Linked DNA regions of Mus musculus: regions 2 and 3 are each linked to region 1. The links are chromatin loops, found by intact Hi-C in ENCODE. Cell type or tissue: heart. All regions are shown on one strand.

Region 1 (2,500 bases):
TTTCCAAGGAAATGCTTAGAAGACTCAAGGCAGAACTCAGAATCCAATGCCAGATGTTAGGGGGAAAGTTTTTTTTTTTTTTTTTAAGTTGGGTAGCCAAAAAACTCTGGGCTATTTATACTTCAGCATTCATGTGACTTCAGTTTCTTTCATTTTTGCTCTTAGGAGGAGAGCACAGAAGGTCATTTTGTTTTGCCAAGCAGATATGCAAGTGAGGATTTAAGATGTACACTTAGGAGGGAATCCCACTTTCTAGTGGGAGTATTTGGAAATGTTCCATGTTATCACTTTCCTATGTTGTCTCAATGGGGAAGAAAGTCCAATAGTTGGGGGAGTGGTGTACAGAGAATCTCCAGTGTTTGCAGAGGGTCCTAGGATGATGGAGAGAGCACTGGTTTAAGCTCAGGGGTTTTGCTGGGACCTTGGTTGATTCTAACACTTGAGTTTAGAGTTCCATGTGCTTGCTTGCCAAGTGATGTCCAGGAAAGACTGATGATACATCTTGAAGTATTCAAGCTTACCTGAGGTTCTGCCATGGCCAAAGAGGTACCAAATTTCATGAGTTCCTTTAAGAGGAAGCCAGAAACTTCCCATGTCTCCCAGGTCTATGTGTATGAAGTACTCACAAGGGGTTTTAGGCCAGGAACATCTGGAGAAAGTGGGGCACAGAGTAGAAACTCAATTTATTTGGCAGACAAATCTAAAACCAATGTAGCGAAAGCTCACCCCCAGACTCAAGGTGCCCAGAAGTAAAACACTTTCACCCGGGGGAGTCCTTGAGGTAGCTCCCAGCGGGAGGAAGGAAGGAAGAGCCTGATTGCCTTAAGTAGAAAAGGGAGCCCATCTCATTTGCACCCCAAGTTCACAGCAGGAGGGAGGAAACAAAAGGTCCTGGGGCATTTTACCTGTTTGTTCTTTTCCTGTTCTCTCTCTCTTCTTGTTTTATTTTTCTTTTCATTTTCAGATTTTTTTCTTTTAAAGTAGGATCTTTTTCTAGGGAGAACCTTTCTGAGCCAGAATTTATAAAATACATATATACTTTAAAGGAAAGAAGGGAGCCCACTGTTTAGGGCTGGGAAGTAGGAAAATCGAAACAAAGGAGGGCTGTTCAGAACTGGCTGGCAGATGGCGCTCCGAGTTTACAATTGAGAGCCTGGTGTTAGAAAATTCAAGCCTGCGCCTGCTTCAGGCAGCCCCCTCCCTTTATCTTCCTTCCCAGGGACGTAGCTCCGCCCCAGGCCTAAGAATGTGTTGTTTTGGGTTTTTTTTGTTGTTGTTGTTGCTTTTTGTTTAAGGTTTCAGGACAGCAATTGATATCTGGTGACAAGTATCCCCACTTTGTAGACCTTAGGAGGTCAGAAAGATAAAATACAGTGGGGTGCAAACCTGGAAGCCCCTTCTCTCCCCCCCGCTTTGGCTTTCTGTGTAACAGTGCTAAGCTCTCCTTCTGCCAGGAACAGTTCTGAGACCCTAAACATCCTTCTGTCTTTTGGGGAAAAGGTTGGGGGTGGGGTTCTTTCCCAGTTTAGAATCTTTTAATTCTGTTAGGAGAACTTTTAAATAGAAGGTGTTGGTTAGCATCTCTGCTCCCCCCAGGTATAACACACACACACACACACACACTCTCTCTCTCTCTCTCTCTCTCTCTCTCTCTCTCTCACACACACACACACACACACCTTTGTCCTTACCAAAATGGCAGGTGGTGTAGGAAAAACATCTTAGGCCATCTTTTGTCCTTTAACAAATGACTATTTCTGGGTCCCCTGCCTGGAGCTATCTTGTGTAGCAGCAGAGGTCACAAAGTTCATCCCTTTTCACCCAGCCAAGGGCTGGAAAAGAAATGCATACATAAGGACTAGGTCCCAAAGACAGTGCTTTGTACTTGCCCTGATCCCACTGCCCTGCCTCCTCCACAGCTACTGAGGAAGGTACATGGGCCTTCCTAGAAGGGGCTGCAGACTCTGCTGGGAACTTACCCTCGGCCACTAAGGCCAGCCTTAGTACTTCATTCTCCATAGCTTCTTCTATTTCTCTTCTAAAATGTAACAATCAGAGAAATAAGATACAAAATATTAGTTCAGGCTAACATTTCTGTACTCTGCTAGTCAATTCTTTTCAAACTTTGTTACAACTTTCCTTCTCTCTTGCCCGCTTTTGTTTATCTTTTGTTTTCTTTTCCTGAAGGTTTAAAAGGGTGTTTTTTTCCATTTCTTTTCTTTCTTTCCTTCTTTCTTTTCTTTTTCTTTTTCTTTCTTTCTTTTTTGATTCTTTACCCCCACTTTCAGGGCTTCTGATATGTGAACTTCAAGGCTGTCCCCAGGTGTTAGTGATATGGGTATAGGTAAGCAGCCTGTTCTAGTACCGATGGGCCTACCCACCAGAGGTCAGCAAAGAGCTCAGAATAGCTGGGTCTGCTTGCAAATGTGGGAACTGGTAGAATTCTCTAGATCAAATGTAGACAACCTAAACAGAAAACCGCCCCATATTTCAAAGGTGG
Region 2 (2,500 bases), 140 kb after region 1:
GAAACCGCAAATGTCTCCTGATGTACAAATATATGAACACAGTGTGTTTGTTCTATTTATTATTAATTCAATAAAATATTACCCAACTTTAAAAAGAACGATAACATTAAAATCTTTGGGGGGGTGATAAAATGTATGTTGTATAAGGTTTTCCATGTCGGGTTTTTTTTGCATGCAAATTCAGTAGTATTGAGTATGTTGTATAACACTGTCCCCCCATCAAAATACCTTTCAATTTATAAACTGCAAACTCTGCCCTGCTCAAACATCTCTCCTTCATTTCTCACTGCTTTCCCTGACAGCTGCCATTCCACCTCAGGTCTTTGTGCGTGGGTGCCCTTCCAGGCACTGTGAGTGGACCTATGTGGTTCCCTCCTGCCTCTCATTTGTTGGGCGATAGCTCACTGTGTGTACGGACTACATAGTGTTGTTGTGTTTGACCCAGGGATGGACGCTGGCCTCCTCTTCTGTAGGGAACACAGCTGGGAAAACCTGAGGGCCTTTTCAATTCTCCTAATTTTCTTGTCTATTTTTACATCTTTAATCAGATCTGTGTTGTATCTTGAATGTGTTCCTCCACACTAAATCCTTATCACCTTTTTATTCCCCCACTTTTATCTTGTGTATGCATACATTATTTTATATGACTATATAAACACAAATGGGGGAAAACATGATGTTTGTCTTTTGGCTTGGTCCTCTTACTCTCCAGTTTCAACCATTTTCCAGAAAGTGACAAAAAACTTGGTTCTTTGAGGCTGAAGAAAATCCCACTGTGTATGGTCGTACTTCCTATCTAATACTTTACTTAGGGACTGCTGTCTTAGTTTCATTTCTTAGCTTCCAAGAACGGTGTACAATCTACATGGATGTACAAGTGTCTCTGAGCTGTGTTGACTTGAAGGCCTTTGGGTCCTGGAGCCCTAGGGCTGCCTGGAAAGCATCAGTTACCCTTATGTGCCACAGGAGTCAGATCAGACCTTCATAATTACCAGAGAAGTGGGGGTGGGGAGGGCCCAGGGAGACTGCTCTGACCCTATGTGATAAGGTGGAGAGAGGCCCTGAGGAGGAAATGAGCGGAAAGATAGGGGATTTTCAGCTCTTGCAGCCTCCGGGATTGTGCCATCTGGTGGCTGGAGTCCCAGCCATGACTTCTTGTCGGGCCTATAAGAATGTCAAGAAACATTCTAGGCTTAACTGGAAAAGCTCTTGCCATGGAAGCATGAAGACCCGAGTTTAGATCCCGAACACCCATACCGAGAGGTCGGTAAACTGTCACAGGTCTGAATCAAAACCAATGCGCTCCAGTTCAGTGAGCAACCCCGTCTTTAAAGGTAAGGATAAGAATGACTGGGGAAACCACCGGACCTCGACCTCTGACCTACACACGACCGTCCAAGCAGGAGCGTGTGCACCGACAGGAGAGTGTGCACACGGTCACAAACACATACACACAATGCTAAGACACATTTCATTTCTCCCATCTCATAACTTCTCAAACTTACTCCCCTGCTCTCCAAAGTCCATTCTAGCACAGCGTGTTCTTGTTAAGAGCGCGTCTGGCGCAAAGGTGCTGCTTACGAGTAGCTTGGAAAAATACCCTTGGAGATTTTCGACTCAAGGGAATGTATTTTTTTATTGTGCTTTAATATGAATGGCCCGATAAGACCATTCCAGTAGTTTCCTGTGTTAATAGACGCTGTGGGCCGGCAAGATGGTTCAGCTGGTAAAGGTGCTTGCCACCAAGCCTGATGACCCGAGTTCCATCCTGGGGACCGACGTGGTAGAGAGGACTCACCACCACTGGTCCTTTTTGCACACATTAGCAAACACACATGAAAAAGTGAACGAATAAAAAGAATAAAATGCTTTACTCAGCAGAGTATGACGGCACACCCCTTTTGAGTCCGCACTCAGGAGGCACAGGCAGATCTCTGTGAGTTTGAGACCAGCCTGGCCTACATGGCAAGTTGCAAGCCAGCCAGGGCTACACAATAAGAGTCTGTCTCAAAAACAAAACAAAACAAAACAAAACAAAAACAAACAAGAAACAAAACAGAACGATTGGAAACGTAGAATATTCCAAACAGTTACAAGACAAGGGCTGTACATAACTCTGAACTGGGATTATGTTGGATGGTCAAAGCATAATACATCCAATTGTGCAGGACAACCCTGGCTGTAGACTTTTGAAGTGAATTTCAATGAAGAAAAATTCCCAAAGCGAGAAGGAGATACCGTTGTGAAACAAATAAGAATTCAGTCTGTCCTCATTTCCTAAGATCAGCACTTCTCCAGCTCAGGCTGTGGGAAGGTGAAATTTGAGCTCCCTCATCCGAAGTGAGATTCTAAAAAGGACTCGGAACCTTCTAACATTTCTAAGGAACCGGAGTTAATGGCAAAATCCAATGTAATGTTCTATGTGCTTGACATTTCACTTCGTAGGGTTCTAGCGCAGCCTTCTTAGTCACACATAGTGGAGGTAAGAAGAGAAGAGGGA
Region 3 (2,500 bases), 540 kb after region 1:
GTTGTCTCTCTTGTCACACACACACACACACACACACACACACACACACACACACACCACTCAGGTCTCTATCGACCCCCTGCCCTCTCTTTAATTGCACACTTCCGGAGAAAGTGACGAAGAATGCATTGTGTGTGTGTGTGTGCGCGTGCACGCGCGTGTGTCTATCTAGACAGAAAATGTCCTCTTGGGAACATTTCCTCTACTGCAGCCAAGAAACACACACCAACTTGGAAAAACACACGTACACACTCGTCCTCGGCTCCAGCACTTTATGTATGCACAAAGATACGTGAAATGTGTTGGTTTGTCTCTCCCTGCACATAAGAAAACGTACGTGTGTGTGTGTGTGTGTGTGTGTGTGTGTGTGTGTGTGTGTGTGCGTGTGTGTGTGTGTGTGTGTGTGTCCTTGAAGAAAATTAATCTTTCTTTTTCCTTGTCACTCTCTCCCTCTGGTGAAAAAAATTATGGTTTATTGCCCCCTGCCACTGGCAGTTGAGGGCGGGCAGGAGCAGTGAAAGCTCCTTTAACCCTTAGCTGGGACTAGAAGCCTAAAAATCCCAGTTCTGAGCCTTCAGAAGGAGGGGAAGGGGGCTTGGGTCTCTCCTGGTTTCCTAACAGGTACATAGGTTTTCTATACCCCACTCCCACCCTGACACACACAAACACACACACACACACAGAGTCTATGTGTATTTTCATGTCTCTTTCTCACGCACATCTTTTTCTTTCCAGCTGAAAAATATACTGCGTCATTGTCCAGGCCCAAAGCCTGTGCTACAGTACACGGTAAGCAGTGACCTTCCTAGCACAAGGAGACTGTAGCACATCTCTTTGGGGCCCTGGCTACATACCCCCTCACAGTTCTGGACTTGGGGGGGGGTTAAGGGGGGGGGAACTGGTCTGTACCAAGCAGACCCACAGGGTCATGGTACCCTAAGGATCCCTCCATGCTAGATGCCACTGCGCAAAGGGAACGGGGACTCTCCCACCGCCCATCTCCCTTCCACTGCAATGCACCTAGGCTCAGATTCACTCAGTTCAGTACCCCCAAGAACACTGGGCAGTCACCAGGACTGACAGGTTGGGGAAGGGGTCTCAGCCTGGGTCGGGTAGGGTCCCCACAGACCCTCCCCACCCTCCCAGGGCCCCCAGCATCTGGCTTCTCTGGGGGCGATGCTAGCAGTCACAACTTTTGCACCAGACCTGGACTGTTAGGCAGAAAGAGGGTCCGCAGTCCCAACTGCATACGCCTCCCCCACTCGCCTCGCTCACTCGCTGCACAACAGCGCATTCACGTGGCCGCCGAAGTAACTGCAACCAGGTAGTCTGCCTCAGGCAAGCCGTTCCATGAGAGAACTGTTCTCTCATCCAAAGGGCCGCCAGTTCGGAGCCAAGTTCCCTGTAGTTCTTCGTGGGAAATCCTCTTTCCTACAGCTGTAACGGATTTTTCCTGAAACTTCTATCAGCCTTTCCTTTTGTAGTCAACCAGGCCCTGCCTCTCAGGACTCAGACAGCCTCCTTGAGACACTCAAGAAAACAGGCTGGTTGCAAGTCTCAAGTCCTGACATTTAGGGGGAAAAGTGAGGCGTCCAACTAATGGTCTAACACGTCTGTCTAACACATTTGCCCCGCCCCGACCTCTCCCTGCCCCCCCCCCCGAAACTAAGAGCCCGACCTCGATGGTTTACAAGGGAAGCACACAGTGGGGCCACAGATTAGGCTTCAATTCTTGCTTTCCCCTTAACCTGAGTAAGGGAGCAAGTCATTTGCCTTCCGGAGTCTCAGCTTCCCTGTTTCTACATGGACACAGGTACAGCACCAGAGTAGATGCCATTTGGGAGCACTGCAGTGAAGGGGTTCCCTAACGGTGGACAGGGAGCATTGCTAAGAAGGTAGACGCAGAGGACGGACACAGAAAACTTACTGCTGCAGACAGGGAGACACAGAGGACATACAGCAAGAAGCCAGAGCAAGACACAAGCCCCAAGACAGGACTTCACTGGCCTTCCTCCAACCAGGCCCCACTTCCTACCTTTGAGCACTTCCCAACAGTGCGGTCATATTGTGGATTCATCGAAGCATGAATTCTCTTAATTCCGACCCCTTATAGCCTGTCTCTGGAAGCATCATCACAGACACCCCCAAGAGGTGAATTATCGCAGACCTCTACCACATGGGCAACGTCAAGGGTCACAGCTGAGTTCATTTGGCTAGAAAATGAAACAGGGTGTTGTCTCTTCCGCAATGGTTGTGTGCCTACTGTATTCTGCAGCAATGATTGAGTGCCTACTGTATCCTGGGTCCATGCTTCATCCTGAAATCAAAACCACCGTCCTGACTTGGGTCCTCAGGGAACCTTTGTATCTGCGATACGCCTGCACTGGTTATAGCCGTCCCATGAGTCACTGTGTCTTTGGCTTGTTTCTTATCCTTTTTTCCCCTCTACTTCTTTGCCCAGTTGGGTGCCCCGTCCCCCCCACCTCGTGTCTGACTTTTG

What was found. Peaks named below come from ENCODE experiments on the same cell type or tissue, not always from the same donor. Only the 100,000 strongest peaks of a DNase experiment are listed, where the experiment ranks them.
Region 2: a loop joins it to region 1, with 7 times the contacts of the local background. A loop is called at or near these places in 16 of 42 quality-filtered maps.
Region 3: a loop joins it to region 1, with 6 times the contacts of the local background. A loop is called at or near these places in 34 of 42 quality-filtered maps.

The regions. Positions count from the first base shown.
Region 1 is chr2:174,309,933-174,312,432 of GRCm38, forward strand. The region is part of intron 1 of Gnas (GNAS (guanine nucleotide binding protein, alpha stimulating) complex locus); the gene reads left to right. Among named protein-coding and RNA genes, the nearest start is that of Gnas, 13 kb to the left of the region's middle. In heart, CTCF peaks have their summits at 1,120 and 2,368 (motif pointing right); a DNase peak (open chromatin) is centred at 2,389; H3K27ac peaks cover 232 bases.
Region 2 is chr2:174,452,813-174,455,312 of GRCm38, forward strand. All of the region lies in intron 1 of Tubb1 (tubulin, beta 1 class VI), which reads left to right. Among named protein-coding and RNA genes, the nearest start is that of Tubb1, 3.5 kb to the left of the region's middle. In heart, a CTCF peak has its summit at 1,129 (motif pointing left); no DNase peak of the experiment used is centred here; H3K27ac peaks cover 769 bases.
Region 3 is chr2:174,850,886-174,853,385 of GRCm38, forward strand. LOC115489499 (a long non-coding RNA gene) reads right to left here and starts at 2,472. Exons shown (of 4, transcript XR_003953980.1): 1 at 2,036-2,472. In heart, a CTCF peak has its summit at 1,300; a DNase peak (open chromatin) is centred at 1,206; H3K27ac peaks cover 779 bases; H3K27me3 peaks cover 533 bases.